2 separate regions of the Mus musculus genome follow, and region 1 is linked to region 2. Evidence: chromatin loops called from intact Hi-C (ENCODE). Cell type or tissue: left cerebral cortex. All regions are shown on one strand. Links, peaks and the distances in the headings refer to the core of each region. The heading gives the core; the rest is flanking DNA.

The links. Peaks named below come from ENCODE experiments on the same cell type or tissue, not always from the same donor. Only the 100,000 strongest peaks of a DNase experiment are listed, where the experiment ranks them.
Region 1: a loop joins it to region 2, with 2.1 times the contacts of the local background. A loop is called at or near these places in 3 of 42 quality-filtered maps.

Annotation. Positions count from the first base shown.
Region 1 is chr2:79,642,374-79,651,284 of GRCm38, forward strand. Itprid2 (ITPR interacting domain containing 2) reads left to right here. Exons shown (of 18, transcript NM_080558.4): 7 at 1,031-1,239; 8 at 2,032-2,735. Among named protein-coding and RNA genes, the nearest start is that of Itprid2, 11 kb to the left of the region's middle. In left cerebral cortex, for the core only: a CTCF peak has its summit at 4,175 (motif pointing left); a DNase peak (open chromatin) is centred at 4,023; H3K27ac peaks cover 295 bases.
Region 2 is chr2:78,956,073-78,964,983 of GRCm38, forward strand. No RefSeq gene overlaps it. Among named protein-coding and RNA genes, the nearest start is that of Gm37004, 12 kb to the right of the region's middle. In left cerebral cortex, for the core only: CTCF peaks have their summits at 3,497 (motif pointing right) and 4,431; DNase peaks (open chromatin) are centred at 3,638 and 4,370; H3K4me3 peaks cover 463 bases.

The DNA.
Region 1 (8,911 bases), core at 1,787-6,786, 690 kb after region 2:
CATACCAGTGCTAGAATCTCCTAAGGATCGGTTAAAGTTATGTGAGCATCCTGAAAGAGAAAAACTCCATAGTGGGATAACTTGTATTTGTAAGGAGCCGAAACAAACTTCAGAGTGCCTTGAGGAACTCTGACATAGAAAGCAGCATACACAGCCACTATTAGCAGCTTGATATTGAAGGCTAAATTTGTTTTCAATGTGTTAAACCAATGACCTTTAAAATGTAAATTAAATCAACTCTGTGGGCCTGTGGACCAGTTTTTAAATTGCTATACAAATTATTGCATCACAGCTCTTTCTCTGAAGCAGCTTTAGCCATCTTCTAGACACGTTCCATCTTTCTTCTTTCTTACTCCCTTGTGAAGCCCCCCCAAAACTCGGATTATCACTGCAGTGAGAGGGTAGGTTACTGTTGAATTCCCAGTGGAATCAGGGACAAGTTTCTCTCCGTATAACCCACTTCCTCCTGACTTTACTCCTCCTACTTCCTTCATGGCTGTGGGGAGAGAGGAGCTGGAGGGAAGCTCTTCCTTGGGTTTCTGACCCAGCTTGTCTCCTTCTTTGCTTATGCTAAGATAGTTGCCTCCTATAAGAAAAACAAAGTGTGAGCAAAGCTTAGGTTTCACAGCTGGGTCCTCAGTACACAAGCTGTATCAACTCCCTATGATGTTTTCCCTTTAATCTATTCTTTCTTTATCATGCTTGGTCTGAACTACTTTCCTGGAGAATCCTTTAAAAATGACCAAAAAACTAAGGTGAGCAGTCCCTTAGAGGATCTGTTTTGTGTTCTTAGGGATTAGGCCTTCTGACTTTTGTTTCTGATTTTCCAACACTAGTATCATGAGAAAATGTGCCTGTATATCCTTTCTAAGGACTGTGTATCTCATGCATGCGAAGTATCGGAAGATACAGAAAGATATGATGTGAAGACCTGAGCCACGGGGAGTGAAAACGGGGCTGTGGACTGATTGACGTGCAGTGTGACCTCTGAGCACACTTGACATCTCTACGTCTTCTTCCTTTGTTGCAGTGTCTCAGAACTGCTGGAGCTTTACGAGGAAGATCCTGAAGAAATTCTATATAATCTTGGATTTGGACGAGATGAACCAGATATTGCTTCTAAAATTCCTTCCAGATTTTTTAATTCATCATCCTTTGCCAGAGGCATAGACATTAAAGTATTTCTGAGTGCACAGATGCAACGGATGGAAGTAGAGAACCCAAACTATGCTCTGACAAGTAAGGGCTCTGATGTTAGTGTGATGTTTGAAACGTTGAGCAACTAGGCCAGATGATCTTTGTTTTCACATCTGACATTTTAAAAATAAGGTTAATAATAGACTAGGTTTTTTGCTCATTCTGAATTAATTATTCTAGTTATAATATCTATATCTTTATATCTATCTATCTATCTATCTATCTATCTATCTATCTATCTATCTATCTACCTACCTACCTACCTATCTCAGTCCATTTCAGGTGCTTTTCTGTAAATCTAAAATACCTTGGCCAGTTGAGTCTTTTCTCTTAGGCCTCTACTTGTTTTTTCTCTGTTAAATGGTGTCTTGAAACAGGATTCCTCCCAGGTTGCTCGTGGACCAACCTTATGTGTGCTTTAACTGTACTCTGCAGTTCAGTGTAGAATATACTCGAATGTGTATTTTCTTAGGAGGGCATTTGAAAAAGTCTTAGTGGAGCCCATGACCAAACAGTAAATAATTCCTAACTAGAGATAATTCCTAGCTGGTTCTGTTATCTTCAGTACTATCATCAGTTTTTGTGCTTATTTCTAATTGCTTTAAAGTACGAATTCTAATCTCCACAGTAAAATTCCTCCTCTCTATCCTCTGAACGTAGTGGCTTACATGTTCATTTAGGAAAAATATGATTTCATAATATTTGGGGTCTAAATTAAATTACTAGAATTCTAAACAGCATGTGTTTACTCTATGTACCTATAACATAAGCATGAAATTTGTTTACAAGACGTATGTATAACATAAGCATATAATTTCTCTTTTCCTTTTGTAGGCCGATTTCGCCAAATTGAAGTCCTGACTACTGTGGCCAATGCATTTTCTTCTCTATATTCCCAAGTCTCTGGAACTCCACTGCAGAGGATTGGAAGTATGTCCTCGGTGACCTCCACCAAGGAGGTGGCAGACTCCCCGCCCCCTCTAACTCGAAGCAACACTGCAAACCGTCTGATGAAAACACTATCAAAACTGAACTTATGTGTTGATAAAACAGAGAAAGGAGAAGGGGGCTCTTCCCCCGCCACTGAGAAAGGAAGGACTCTAAGCATCTCACTGTCTGAAGATGGCGGCGGCGGCAAGAGTGACCCTAAGCTTCAGAAAGTTGTAAAGAAGAAGGAGTCGTCTTCGATGCTGGCTACGGTTACAGAAGAAGTCTCAGGTAGTTCATCAACCGTCACAGACAGCGTTGATGCAGACAGACTTTCCGAGGAAGCAGACAGTACCATTAGCCACCAGGAGGAAAGTGAAGAAAGCAGAGAGGCTCACAGTCAGGAGAAGGACCCGCTCCGCAAGTCTGCTGTGACAGATCCTGACTTGGGTCATGATGGCCGCGTGTCCAGCCACTGCGAGCTGGAGAGCAGCAGTGAGCTGAAAAGTGCCCAGGCGTCTTCGAGCGAGAAAGAGCCTTGTGCACCCCTGACAATCCCATCCATACGGAACATAATGACGCAGCAGAAAGACTCCTTTGAGATGGAAGAGGTAGGCAAAAAAATTTCCTGGGGTTCCTTTGTAAGTAGATAGTCAGGAGGAAAAGCTCCAGGAGTGTTTATAGAAAGGCAGGTCGCCACCATTCATAACTGTGGAATAAACTCATCCTCCTGTTGACACTCCTGCTGCTGCTCCCAAACCAAGAGCTGGTTGAAAACTGTGTGCTGTGACGCCCCTCAGGCTCAGCTGGCATCTATCCAGTGACATCTTATCTGCCTAAGGCTTTGATAGCAGACAGCCTTGAGAGTGTATATGCAAATCCAAATCATTTCACTGCATAGCAGATCAAACAGGGCTGCAGTTCAGGCTTCAGGGGTCCCAGCGAGCAGGGCGAGGGTGAAGGCAACTTGTGGATGGATACTGGTGATGTGCCTGCCTGAGAGGAAAAGAAGGCTCTGGAAGGCTGCTGGACGGGGTTTTATAAGTCCAGATTAAACATTGGGCGACTTTGTTTTATCCATCGATACTCCTGCTAATTAACATAAAATCTAGAATTAACATAAAATTAAAATAAAATCAAGACTGTAAAAATACTCGGGAGGTTTATCCAGAACTCATCGGCACAGGGACTCGCTGCTATACAGTATTTAGCTGTGTGGACCAGGGCACTATACTGTGGGAGGGACTGTGCTTGGCCCAAGGAGAAAAGCTCAAAAATGCTGTCTTTTGTTCCACAGGAAGAAGCTGAGGTATCTGTGTTGTGGCTATGCATAATGTAATATGTAATTTCTCTTATTGAAAATATGGAAGATTTGCTTTGGTAATAGTTCCTGTTAGCTTCAGAATCACGTTTTCTCTCTGGGCTTGGAGAGTAAATAATGGTGCCCTAATGTTCTCTTCGCTGACTTTTGTATTAGTCACATTAGTGTTGACTTTTTATTTATTTCAAAGTTTCAGTTGCTGATAGAGTTATTTATGTTTTTGGTGGCTTCTGCATTTTTTATATGTTAATTATGGCTAAAGAGTAAAGTGAAGGAATAGAAGAAGCTCTGTGGAATGTTGTCCATTTTCTTGTAGGCTACTTTTCCCTAAATTACTAAAGTGATTTCTGCCTTAGCAGTGTGAGCGTGGGAGAGGATTCTGATGCCAGCTTGCAAACCCTGGCTCTGGCCTGCTGATTTCTGTTGAGTGTTGTTTTGGCCCAGCTGGTCCTAAGGACTGAGCATAAGTTCAGCCCTTCCTGTGCCCACTCCTTCGTGTTGAGTGGCTCCTGCAGCTTCCATACTTTAGCCCTGCACCGAGCTATGCAAATCTAAACAGTGTGCAGTGGCTGGGAATTTCATGCTGGTGACTCAGTTTTGGATAGCAGTAGGTTGACAGTGTCCTTTTTGTAATCTCTAGGTTTTTAAAAGAACTCAAATTCTAAGCAGAAGTGTAAGGCTTGTCAAATGGTGGGTGCAGTTTGGTGGCACTCACCTTTTTGCTTGCGCCCCCTGCTGGAAAAAACATTAATGACAAAATAACGTGAACCCTTTTGTGAAGTGAAGATTAACATGAATAGTTAAGGAATGTTAGATACTCTGTGTGTGTGTGTGTGTGTGTGTGTGTTGTCACTAGGAATGGTGTTGTATGTTGGTAGTAACTAGCATCCAAAGGATTGAGGCACAGTGACCATGAGTTTGAGATAAGCTGAAGCTACATAGCAAGCTTTAGGCTCGGAGCCTGGTGTACCTATTAAGATATTTTCTCAAATATGTATGACAAATTCACTTTCAACTTTGTCTATTGGAAATAGAGGAACTTTAAGGATAATGAATCCTTGCTTTTTTCATATCTATTTAAAATATTTATTAAAAACCTCCTAGAATTGTGTTTTTTTCCTTTGGAAACTTTGCAGAAACTTCTAGAACAATGGATAAAGCAGGGAAATGTGTTATTTTCATTTCCTCTGAGGCATGATATGAATTGTACTAGCAGACAAACAGTCTTCCCAAGGCCGGCTTGCATCCCATCTGGAGTAGCCTGTGCACGTCTCTCTGGCACTGCTTTGGTTGGGATCTGATCACCGAGGAGAGCATTTGCTTCTGTGTGAGCAGCGAGTAGATACAGGTTAGAGCTCTCTGTCTCTCAGAGCCAGCTCACAGGAGAGCCCTCAACTGCAGCAGCTCCAGCTGGGGCTGGAGTCGGAAGGAAGGAGGCTGCAGTCTGGCTTTGTGGGTGAGGCTGCCTAATCAGGTGAGATAGGAGGGAAGCCTGAGGTGGCCAGGACCTAGCAGGATGCCATTTAAGTGTGAAGAGCGCTTCACAAAGGAGGAGACTGAGTGAGACAGGCTAGAAGCAGAGAATGCCTTTCTTATATTTAAGAAATGAAAAACAGGAAAAAAAGTTTGTAGACTGTTTTAGTTAAAAGTCAACTTGCCTTCTAAAAAAATGTTTTAGAGTATCCAGAATTATTCAGAAATTCTACACCTTTTGTCATTTTTTGGTTGGGGTGTGGGAAAGGATTTTAATTCTTAGTGGTTCGGATCTCTCTCTCTCTCTCTCCCTCTCTCTCCCTCCCTGTCCCCCCTTTCTCTCTCTCCCTGTCTCTCTCTCCCTGTCTCTCTCCCTGTCCCCCCCCTCCCTCTCTCTCTCCCTGTCTCTCTCTCTCTCCCTGTCCCCCCTCTCTTTCTCCCTGTCCCCCCCTCTCCCTGTCTCTCTCTCCCTGTCCCCCCCCACCTCTCTCTCTCTCTCTCTCTCTCTCTCTCTCTCTCTCTCTCTCGTTTGTTTTGGTTGGCTTGTTGAATACAGCATGGTAAGTTCATAGAGTTAGACATCAGCAGTCAGAAGGGGTCACAGTTAAGGTGATCCTGCTGAGTGAGCAGTTGCTCCTGCTTGGGGGATGTGTGTGCCTCTGTGGAGGCTCCCGCCCCTCACTGTGCTGATGAACTATGTAAAAGCAACTGTTAGTAGGTGCATACATAATCCTGCTTGAGCTCCTAAAATAACTGTTTGTAAGTCTCCCTTTGTACTTATACAACTTACTACTTTTAGCTTCTAAGTTTTAGGGTTTACTCATTTATTTATCTGAGTTCGAATAATCCCGAATCAGTGGGGTATTTGAGGAACAGTGGAATTCTGCCTTTGGCCTTCCAAATTTGTGAATTTTGTTTCTTTAGACAGGATCTTGCTATGCTGCCAGGGTTGATTCTCCTGCTTCAGCCTCCCAAATATTGGGATTACAGGCATGGGCCACCATGCCTATTTGTAGCTGTAGTTTCTGAAGATAAGAATTTAAATATGAGTTCTGATATTTGGTATCTGTCCTGATATCCCAAATCCCAGATAGTCACTGGGTTGTTTCTGGCTGTTTTGTTTTGATTTTTTTTAAATCTATAATTTCTTGAGTCTTTTTAAAAATTACATAACAGTGGAAACAAACTTTGTGTGTCGTTTATTTTAAAACTTAGTTTTCTTTTCTTTAAGGTAACTTAGAAGTAATTACAGGATAATAAACTATTACAAAGGTTGTTTGAAAGCATTCCCCTCCCCTTACACCTTCCTGACACTAAAATATGACTTCCCAGCAGTGGTTTTCATCTTCTCTCTGAGGGAAGTCATATTTGCTCCAGTGTCAGAGCTGCAGGAGATGACTGCCGTCCGTGAAGGAAGCTGCTGAGGGATGCTGTCCTGGGTCTCTGCTGCTCTGTTACTTTTGTAGTTACTTTTGCTTGACTTAAGGACTTGTGGTAGAAGAGTTTTCACCCTTATTTTATAATTGCAAAACACAGATAGTTTTTAGAAGCCGGCGACTGGCTAGTAAGACTTGAACTCAGGTCCGGCTCCTTTGACCTGCCCCGAACATTTGCCATGGGGCAGAGGTGAGGAAGGAGATCAGTGAGATCAGTGGGCAGAAGCTGAAGGGCTGTCACAGCCCCGTACAACTTAGGGCAGAGCAGTCTTGGCTTTCTTTCTTTTCTCCTTCCTTTCTTTCTTGTTCTTTCTTTCTTTCTTTCTTTCTTTCTTTCTTTCTTTCTTTCTTTCTTTCTTTCTTTCTCTTCTTTCTCTTCTTTCTCTTCTTTCTCTTCTTTCTCTCTTTCCTTCTTTATTTCTTTTTTGTGATACCACACAGAATTGTAATTTCTAAGACTCTCATTCAGATTTTATTTCAGCATTATTTTGTATTTAGTATGTTTAAAATGACAGAGTGGTTAGTGTTGTTTTGGTCCTGAGTGGAAGGACAGGATGAAAGCTGTATCCACTCGTGAATTCAGAAAGCAACTCTGTTGTTTTGGCTTAATGTGTACTTTCTTTGTTTTCCTTTTATTGTGGGAAGTTTTGAACTTAACCTAAAGTTTCAAGAATTGTATGATAAAAATCTATTACTTGTTACTGGCTTCAGTTTTGTTTGATTATATTTGTAAAACTTTAATCAAAGGCTACCTAGAGTACATGGCCAACTTACCATACAGCACTAGGAATGCTTGCTGTGTAGATCTTTATTCTGTACTGTCTTCACGGTTTTACACTGAAATCTGACTTTTGCATAGTCATGACCAGTAAAACTAAGAATAAGTCGTCACTCACGCCATGGACTTAATACAGTAAGATTTTGCTGAGAATAGTCTTCCTGATATTAGCAGTTGTGTAAGAAAATATGACCCTCTCCACTCTCAGAGACTGTCTAGCATTGATGAAGGGCTTTGTAGTAAGAGGAGAAATTTTTTCCCCTCTTAGCATCATGAAGGATAGATGGCTAGAGAAGGTAGCATGTTCTTTAGATTCTCACCACTTTGTGGTTAATTTATCTCTAAGGAAATAGAATATTTTATAATCCTACATTTATAAAGTGGGAGGTCATAATTTGTTGTGTCTAGCTGAGATTCCTAAGATATAAATAGTTATCTGGATTGCTTCTGTATTCTTTCAATCTAGCTAATGATTGTTATTTAGAAACCTGTATTAGGCTGGGCCAGAGTAGCAGCTAATAATAGGCCTTTTGTTGAATATAAAAAGAAAATGTGTTCTGTTCCCTTGCACTAAAACAATGGTTTTCCGGTTGGACTTGTATCTGCTGCTTTGAATAATATAATTTTTGAGTAGTAGCAAATAAAAGTAAAGCTGACTTTATGTGTCAGACTCAGGAGGGTGTTAAATGGTAACGACTTTCAGTTTCTTCAGATCATAACTATAGGTTCATGAGACTATATACAAAAGTCATCACAAATCAGAAATTCCTGAATATGGGAGTACTGCCATTAATTTTTGTGGTGGTGGTATATGTATATGTATGCTTTCTCTCTTTTTGTCTCCATCTCTGTCTCTGTCTCTGTCTCTCTCTATCTCTCTCTGTCTCTCTGTCTCTGTCTCTCTCTCTCTCCTGTGTGTGTGGTTGTGTGTATGTGTGTAGTAGTTGTGTGTGGTGACCTTCTATTCATTCCTATAGGATATTTCTTATTTTTAAATTAATTCATAGCTTCAAGTATACCAGGCTTCAAATCAAAAGTTTGTTATTTGTTGATTGATTTGTTCATGTTTAAAAACCTGTGTTTTACCATTTTGTTTCCATTTAAGTGGTAAAGTGGTAGAAATGAACAAATAACTCCTCCACAGGGTGAGGATGGCATTAGAATCAAAATTTCCTAAATAATGATATAGCTATACAGGTAGGAAAATGGCAACTTTTCTAGGTTTGGTACTTCCACTAAATAGAATTTTTAGAGCGACTTTTATGGGTAAGACTCTTCAAGATTTTAGTTGTATTAAGATTTCCTTCCCACTTAAAATACCACTGTATCTTAAAAGAACATTTTTATCAGGACAGAACATTCTTATACATGAGTAACAATTGACGCCTCAAACTGGAGGACTTCAGAAAACTTAATAGTGGAAACGTGGTGTCCTACTTACATAGACACCAAATTTGTGTTTGCCTCCAATAGGGCTCAGTCATCCATCATCTTCTATGATGCACAGATTACCGTTTTCCCTCACATGGGAACTACTTTAATGTTTAACATTTGGGGCAAGCTCCTGGTGTGGGCCATCTTACACATATAGCAACTTTTGAGAAACAAAGTCTTTCTATGTGGAGGTTTGTATACGTTTGTATATAAGCAATTACTTTATATGCTGTTTTTCTCTGCTAGCTCCCTAGGTTGAGTGCTACATGTTAGCGGGAAGTAGGTGGGAAAACGAACCTGTGGGACATGCTGCCAATTTTGAGATAAAGTGCCTACATAATGTTT
Region 2 (8,911 bases), core at 1,433-6,432:
AACTGAGCTATTAACTGTAGAAGACATGGTGAGAACTTAAATGCCCATCACTACGTGAAAGAGGACAATCTGAAAGGTTTCAGACTCTATCTCAACTATAAGACATTCTAAAAACCAGAGAAAAGAGCTATCGAGCTACTGTACAGCATGACAGCAGAGCTTCTAGAAACCCAGAAAAGTGAGGAATTATCTTTCACAACCCTTTTCAAAGTAACCACATCTCCCCCATGCTAAAAGAAACCTTAAATGCCCTACATGTGTAAGCGGTTAGACAAATTATGGTGCATCATGTGGTCTATATGATGGAGAGGCATCACTGCCTCACAGGGAGAAGGAATAAACCATGGGTACAGGCAACAACCCAAGTATTTCCCCCAGGAATTATGCTGTGAGTGAACATAACTAAGCCTCAAGTTTGTATCTCAACTGCTCTGCCTATACAACACTCTCAAGGATTTAAGATTATAGTACTTGTGAACACTTCATGGTAATGGAGTATTACATAGTTGGGATGGGTGAGAGCTGAGTGAGGCTTTGAGAACGGCAACTTAAATGACAGTTGTGATGTTGAACATCTGTATCTTGTCCTCCGCCTCCACCCTAGTGGTAATGTTGCACTCTAATTTCGTGAAGATGCTACTTGTTGAGAGAAAGTGGGTGTGGTGTTTACAGAATCTAATTTCCTAAAAATGGATGCAAATATATAAAAAGCTCTTGAAGTGAGAAGTTTGATTGAAAAAAAAAGTCCTGTTGAACATAGTGTATAAATTTGATACAGAAATGTGCCAGCTCTTCTGCTAGTGTGTGCCAGCCAAGTGCCAAGCAAAGCTGTGCAGCTGGACCAACCTCAGGCAAAGCCCTCACTCTGTTGCCCTGCTAGCATGCTCTTCCTTACAGCTTTGCCCAAGGAAAACCTACTCACTTTAGTTTATGCTCCTCTTCGGTGATCTGATACTAGGCTTGTAACCTGTCTATGGATATGCTTACCTCTGATGCCAAGTCTCCAACAACTCTCTTTTTTGTAGGTTCTGAGATTAGTTTACATATTTACTTGAGAAATATTTACGGAAATTAGCGCCTGAAAAATGGTGTGGTATATCATGATCTTAGTGAAAGAAGAAAGAAATAGAAGGAGAAAGTAAGTCTCTTGGCAGTAGAATGTTCTTCATCATCTGGGAACTAAGACTGGAGAACAGCTCTCTTTCTTCTGTCTGAAACTAGCCTTCCCAGTTCTCCCAGTTCTCCCAGTTCTCCCAGTTCTCACAGTTCTCACAGTTCTCACAGTTCTCACACAGTTCTCACAGTTCTCACAGTTCTCACAGTTCTCACAGTTCTCACAGTTCTCCCAGTTCTCCCAGTTCTCCCAGTTCTCACAGTTCTCACAGTTCTCACAGTTCTCACAGTTCTCACAGTTCTCACAGTTCTCACAGTTCTCACAGTCTTCTCTAGGACTTTTCACAATGTTCATGGCATAAAGCCTCCATGATGATGACAGGAGTGCCTGGACCATAAAGAAAGGATAGTATATACAATTAAGCATTTCTACTTCATGAATGAAAAACACACGGAGGTCTTCCATGGCTCTCCTCTTGCCAGTGTCTTTAGTTCGCTGTGGCTATGGAAGCACACACAGGCCTTTAGAAGATCTGACCTAAAGTCCTTTGTGAAAGGCAAACCACACCCATGTTGATCGCATCCTTGAACCAACCGTTGAACACCTCCTTCTACAAATCTCTGCTGCTTCTGTCTCATAACCGATCCCACCCTTTCTGCTTATTATCATTATTATTTTGTATATATTTATTTTATGTGTCTGAGGTTAGTGTTTTGCCTGTATGTATGTGCACCACAAGAACCCTTTTTATGTTTGAGGTTAAAATAAATAGTGTTGAATCCCTTGTAACTTGCTTGATCCATGGTATTAGCTGCCATGTGGGTTCTAGGAACTGAAATCAGGTTCTGCAAAAGCAGCCAATGCTCTTAACACCTGGGCCATCTTTCTAGTCCCTTTTCACAGTATAGTTTGAGCATTTCCACCCCATGTCCTCCTTTAATCTTCCCCGTATCTTTCTACCCCCAAAAAGGTCTTCCTCCTCATGCCATGGTCTCTTTTTATTGTTTTTAATTCATGGAGCCCAATCCTACCTTTAGTCACTGGCTTGCTAGCTGTTGCTGTCCCAGTGCCCTCCCTTCCCGGTCCTAATCATTGTAGCCAGGAACTGAAGTCCTAACACCTTGAATCTCCTCACACAAATGTGCCTCGGCCAGGCTCTCCACATCAAGACTGGGGGTAACATAGTTTCAATTTTTCATCACCTGGTTCTATGGCATTTACAGATAACCTTGCTCCTTTGGATTACTGAATGTCTTCTTTTAAAAAGTTATTTGTTTTATTTTATGTGTATGAGAGTTTTGCCTACATGTGTGTCTGTGCACCACGTGCATGCCTGGTACCTGTAGAGGCCAGAGTTGGGTGTTAGATCTCCTGGAACTGTACTTACTCATGTCTGTGAGCTGCTTGCTATGTATGTGCTGGGAACTGAATCAGATCCTCTGCAAGAACAGCAAGTGCTCTTAACTGTTCAGCCATGTTTCCAGACCCCTGAATTTCTGTTTCTCTGGAAAAAGTGAAGCTTCAATCTTTGTCATTTTATAATAAATGTACACTTATATAAAAATATTCCATATGCTTCTTCCTATGGAAAACTGCCAGTGAGATTTTATTGTCTTAAAACTGCCACAGGTGGCGATTTCTTTTAATCATGCAGATATTCTAGATTTAAAATACATTTAGTCTTGAATACCTAATGCATTCATATAATTTAAGCTATAGTGTATCTCTTTTCATCTTTGCCTTCCAACTCATTTAGACCCCTGGGTCTTTCCTGTCATGGTACACATGTACATTATATATGATCTATAGAAGTGATAAACTGGAAAACACATCATTCCATGTAACTGCTTTTCCTCCAATAACTAACAGAGATGGTTCTGTATTAACCATAAAGGCCAGCTTGGTGCCTTACTCTATGAATATACCATGCTTTATGTAAAGAGCTCTACTTACCAACAATGACGGTATTCAAACAACCATATGATCTTGTGTTCATATCTGTAGACACACAGGCAAACATTCCTGCAGGTTCTAAGTTGTGAGATAAGTCCTTACAAATTCAGCTGTATTTTAAAATCCAGACATTTGTTATGTCGATTGTAAAATTATCATATCTATAGAAATACACCATGCAAATGATTCAAAATAACATCTTCATTTTAACTGGTATTAGCCATGGGTTTTCTGCATTTCCTTTTTTATGATCTGGAAATTATATGTATATGTAGTTTTGTTTTTTATATTCTTCTTTTCTCTCCCTGTTTTCTTTTTCATTTTTCTCCTGTTTTCTTTTTTCTATCCCTCTTTCTTCTTTCCTTTCCTCTTCTTCCAGATTACTTTCCTATTAATGATCAGGTTGAGAGCTATGTAACCACTAGATGGTGGTACAAGCACACAGGGAGAAATATTTTGTAAACAGACTAGGTATTAGTTTTGATTTCCTGCTTAGTTTTTAAATTGCTGTACACTTGGGCCCTCAAATGCCTCCTAAGGGACATCACTGTGGTCGCTGCTTAGTAGTTGAGCCAACATAACACTGATGTTGGGCTTTTATAGCAGCTGCCGTGGACCACTTTATGTTGATGGTGAGACTGTTTTTAGAATGCTCATTGCTTGCACGGATTAACTCTTCAGTAGGCATCTGTTAGGTTTCCTGAGTGATTTTAAGTGCTTGCTTATATTCTTGACTGATTTACAGAACCTACGATGTTGCAGTTGAGACCACTTAGAATTTATAATCTTGCTTTATTTAGTTGACTGAATTTTATGAAGAAATAGTAGTTCCCTAGCGATCTCCTACAATGACAAAAGGCAGCTACTTACTCTGGTTAGCCCGATCCACTGCAGTTCAGAGATTCATACAAACCTGTATCATCCATCATCATCTCAATGTATAAAATGTATTTTTAATATCTTGGAATTTGTGACAAAAGTACTTTTCTATGCGTGCACTGCATAATTTTTGATTTTGGGAAGTATATGTTTTCTCTGTGGGGAATGCATGGAAATCTGGGCTGTGAATGTTTGTATCAGTAAATTCTTCTTAAATCACAGAAGAAAAGAATCCTGTGACATTGAAGGGCATTTGCTTATAGAGCTACATGCTAAGCTTAGCATTTTAAACTCTTGAAAACCAGCTAAATGCAAGGCTGTGTGCTCAGCCCCTCTCCCCCACGCTCCACACCCCACTCTGCAAATGTTCTGTGCAGACAGGGTGTGGATTCCTTCTCCTGTTTGGCGGTGTCTCTATGTGGTTTGTGGGGATGGCTATATGATTCTTTCTTGCTCTGCGACAGCATGTTCCTGTCAATTGTCAAGTGCATGTGTTTTCCTGAGAGGCGCTCTTGCAAGCAAGTTCCCGCTTAAAAGCTTCTATGAGTCATTTCTTTGGGGACCAGTGTTGAGGCATATCACCCCATTTGCATCAGGGTTGCCTGACTTAGTAAAAAAGAAAAAAAGAAAGATTAACATTTTAGCTAAACTATCTGAAAGGTTTGGATAGTAATAAGGCTTTCTTACCACTTAATATGCCCTGGTGAAACTCTATGATCTGCTATGTAGTAACATTGTTAAACTGTTACACCTGGAAGGCTTCATTTAAGACATTTGCTGTCTAACTAAAAGGAGATGGTTTCTTGTTATTCATTCACACATAAGGGAAGGCAAAAATAATCACCGACTTGCATTCAACAAAACACGGAGTTAAGAGAAGCAGTCCCTAAGATGATGAGCCCATTGGCACCCTGCTCCATGAGGTAGAATCTACTGCAGCTGCGTCCTCAGTTTTATTAGGAAAGATAGCCCATTTTGTGATCTACGACGTTTAAATCAATTGAACTGTAGTGAAATCTCTCCCCTGAAATGGCTATTACACAGCTTGCAACCTTTTGTTCAAGAGATTAAGTTTGCATCTCCTCACATTATCTCCTTGTAATTGGAAAACTTTCATTTTGACGCAGAAAATGTGCCAGCGTCCCCGAGAGCCTTGCCACAAGCCAATGCAGAATGCCATCTGGAGGGTCCGTGCCCACATCAGGCGGCAGCCTCCTGTCGGGCAGGATCTGGAACTTTGCAACGAACAACTAATAACATCTTAAGCTCCATTTGTCTAGCTCATGAGTGCTCTTGGCAGAGGTCATAACCAGCAGTGGTTTTCTTGATTTGCTGCATCAAATGTAATTAGGTTAAAGCACTCACTGACAGAGCCTCTGATAATGGCATGAAAGCCTCAGGCTTGAATTTACCCATCCAGTCAAATTTAAGTTTAGAGCAGCAAAGATGTATTAATTTCATCACTGGGACAATGAATATTGGTAAACTTGAAAGGTATTTATTTGGAACAAAGCAGTTTTCCTTCCTTTGGATTTCATACGTCTTTGGTTTCTGTTTTAAAGTTGAATTGAATCAATGCATGTTCTGGTTCCTAGCTTCTGATAAAGTCGCTGATGTCCCCTGCTAGGAGACATAGTCTCATGTGCACACAAACCACACATCTGAACCATTGGTCATACTGTGTAAAATGATAAGATATCTTCAGCGTGTTACTCTGCATAACTGAATTCTGACAGTTGTTATTCATAAAGACAGAAACGACACCGTGGTTGACCTTTTAACCCTTGCCTGTTGAAAAACTCCAGGGTAGCAGAGGTCTCTTCATAAATGAGTCAGGTCGTGGCTGTGAGTAAAACAGAGAACCATTGCTGAGGGTTAAATTTAGGGCAAGCTCGGGCCCAGAGCATGAGACAGACGTTAGCTATTATTAAGGGTATACAAAAAGAGTTTCTGCTCTCTGCTAGAGAAAGAGAGAGCTGGAGTGTGGTCTCAGCCAGAAGGCAGAGGTTCCTGGCATGGCTGCAATGTTAATGATCCTCACAAGGCTTTAAGAATCAGCAGTGGAGTTAGGATGTGACATAAAAGACAGTCTCAGGAGGGCTGAATTTTTCAAACTGACTTCCACATTTCTTCTCCTGTCCCTGTCTCTTAGAAATACTGGCACTACTGGAGCCAGTGGAGGAGCACAACTGAAATCTCTCAGGAACAGCAGTGATTCCCGTTGACTTTGTACCTCATTGGGGGATGGGGTGTTAGTTTGAATGTTTCAGGTGGTTCTCCTTCTGATAAAAGCAATAGGCATGTGTGAGGATGAGGTTAAGTAAGTGTTTATTTGAGGATTTAATATTGCACACGCTGATGGAGTACAGCAATTACCGTGCTGTGATTTTCATATTCATATGTGCCATATTTATTTGTTGTTTACCTCTCTGCATAATGGAAATGCCATGAAAATCTGTTCCTTCTACTGCTTTAATTTTAAATGAAGCTAAATGTTATGTATAATTTTAAGTTACAGATTGCTAATTTCATTCTGTTTTAAATACTCTACACATAAGAAGCTCTTAGGCTCCTGCAGGAGTCCCTGCTTTGAGCAGAATCAAAGCATAATTCTCTCAGTAATTATATAATAGGTAGGTAGTTAATAGATTAAACATGAGCCCGAGACATCATCACATCGACAGTCTATTTCAAACCATATAGTTACCTGTGCTGTTCATATGTATATGACTCTCTGTAAATAGAATGTGTATGCCTTTGTAACTTTCCTGACAAATATAATGTAGTTAAAAGCTTACTGCATCTGTTGTAAAGTATTTGCATCTAGCTTACTTATTAGTAATCTGGTTACAGACTCGGTACTTGGTGAAATGGTTGCGAAAGCTTCAGGAACAACCCAGTTTTCACCTACTTTCACGATAGTATTTTAAAGAGGCTGCCAATGGCAGAATGCAAAGCTAGTTTACCTTATAAAGGAACAAAGCAAGGGAAACATTGAAAAATTAACTCTATAGCTGTTGTGTAGCTTTCTGTCACTAGCCTGAGAATCCCTTCATGTGCTGTATCTCAACTTCTGTTTCCTGGCCCATCCTTTTTTTTCCTCTCCTCAACTCCAGAGCTGTATCTGGAACCTGGTTATATGCCATCCAAGACCTACTAAAATTATTCACTCATTTAATATGCATCACTCTACACTTAGCACATATATATCTATATCTACCTAGATGTCTCTATCAATCTATTTATCTATGTAGATATTTGTTAGAGATATTCATATTTAGATGTCTATATAGAGATATTTAGATAAGGTCTCTCCTGCTGGCTACAGCCTTCATGGGAACAAATCTATGTCACATGTCTATCTCTGTATCACCTCTATATCTATCTATGTATCTATCTATGTTTCTATGTATGTATGTATGTATGTATGTATGTATCCATCCACATAAGGTTCTTCTTGCTGGCTCCAGCCTGTTGGAACAGATCTATATAACATGAGTGGGAACCATGAGTCAATAGTCCTTCAGGGTAGTGTATATTTAAATGTTCCAAAGACAGAAATGGCTGAGAAGGTTCGTTTTTCTGAGAACTCTTAATATAGCCTGCAAATCTCGGAATGTGCCAGTTGTTCAATTTCCATTGTTATTTACAAAAGTGAAGCTTTGAATTAAGGGAACGTGTGCCATCTGCCTACCCCTGTGATAATGCTGGGTTTATTCCCAAGCATATCAACCCCTGGCTTGGCATTTCCACTAACTGAAGCACTTTTCTCATTAGACTGCGTCTGTGTCTACAAAAGGTCATTTTCCTGGTTGTTCATTTGAATATTCCTATCCTCTCTGTCTTCCTTCACTGGACTTGAGGTTTCCTATTCCAAAATGTGGTACCGCATGTACAGGCTATACTCAAGGCACCACTTTTTTTTTTTTTTTTTAGTGATTTAATCAGTCAACTCTTGTATTTATTGATTTTTTATTTACTATTTATATTCAGTGTCTATTTTTCTGTGCACACAAAGGGCATATATAATTCTTTGAGAAGACAATGTGATATCTGTCCCCAATTCAGTCTTAGTTAAAAACAATAGTTGATTGTGGAAGTCTAAAAATAGTCTGTTCTAGCTAGAAATTTCTAAATGCCAGGGTATATCAATAACATATTTACCCATTCTGCATTTCATAAGAATTTATTAAGTATTGTGATATGCTTAGCAGTCTTAGGTTCATTGGAGATAGAAACTTAAACCATGCATGGTGTCTGAGTTGGATGAGCTTAGAGCAAGTGGATACCATGACATACTGGGTCTGCCTGAAGAACTTGAGCATCAACTAGAAGCTTAATAGCTAATACAAGGTCTGATCCATTCAACTGTACAGAAAAGCAACTGTAAAACACAGTGTTCAAGTGGCTCAAAGTAAAGCTTGAAAAGTACTGGAGGATACCAGCACTTTTGCTCTACAGATAACACCAGCCAATGGAAATCACCGAATTTTATTAAAAGGAGAAAGAAGGTAAATCTGAGCAAGTTAAAGAGGGGAACTGGATAGAATCTGAAACCTGATTCAGAATACAACATTTGGGGATCTAACTGGGAATGTGTCTTCAAAACAACAACAGTGGCAGAAAGAAGCAGGTTGAAGGATCACAGGGCTCCGAGAGGATGTGCTGACAGATTGATAGGATCAAGGTCAAAGCCTGGAAGACACAGAGAGCAGTGAAGGGTCTACTCTCGGAGCATCAGTTGGCTGCAGTGCTGACACAGGTGCTGGAGACTAGACGTTCTTATCCCAGGCAAGAGGAGGCCAACATTAACGTTTCCCAGGTGATCTGTAAATAAATAATCAGGGCTTATTTTTGTTAATTTTCAACAATAATGAAAGTCCATAAGAAGATGCAAATCAAGGTACAACATTCTATGTACACTGATTTTTCCCAAGCATATCTAACTACGAAAATGTGAATCTG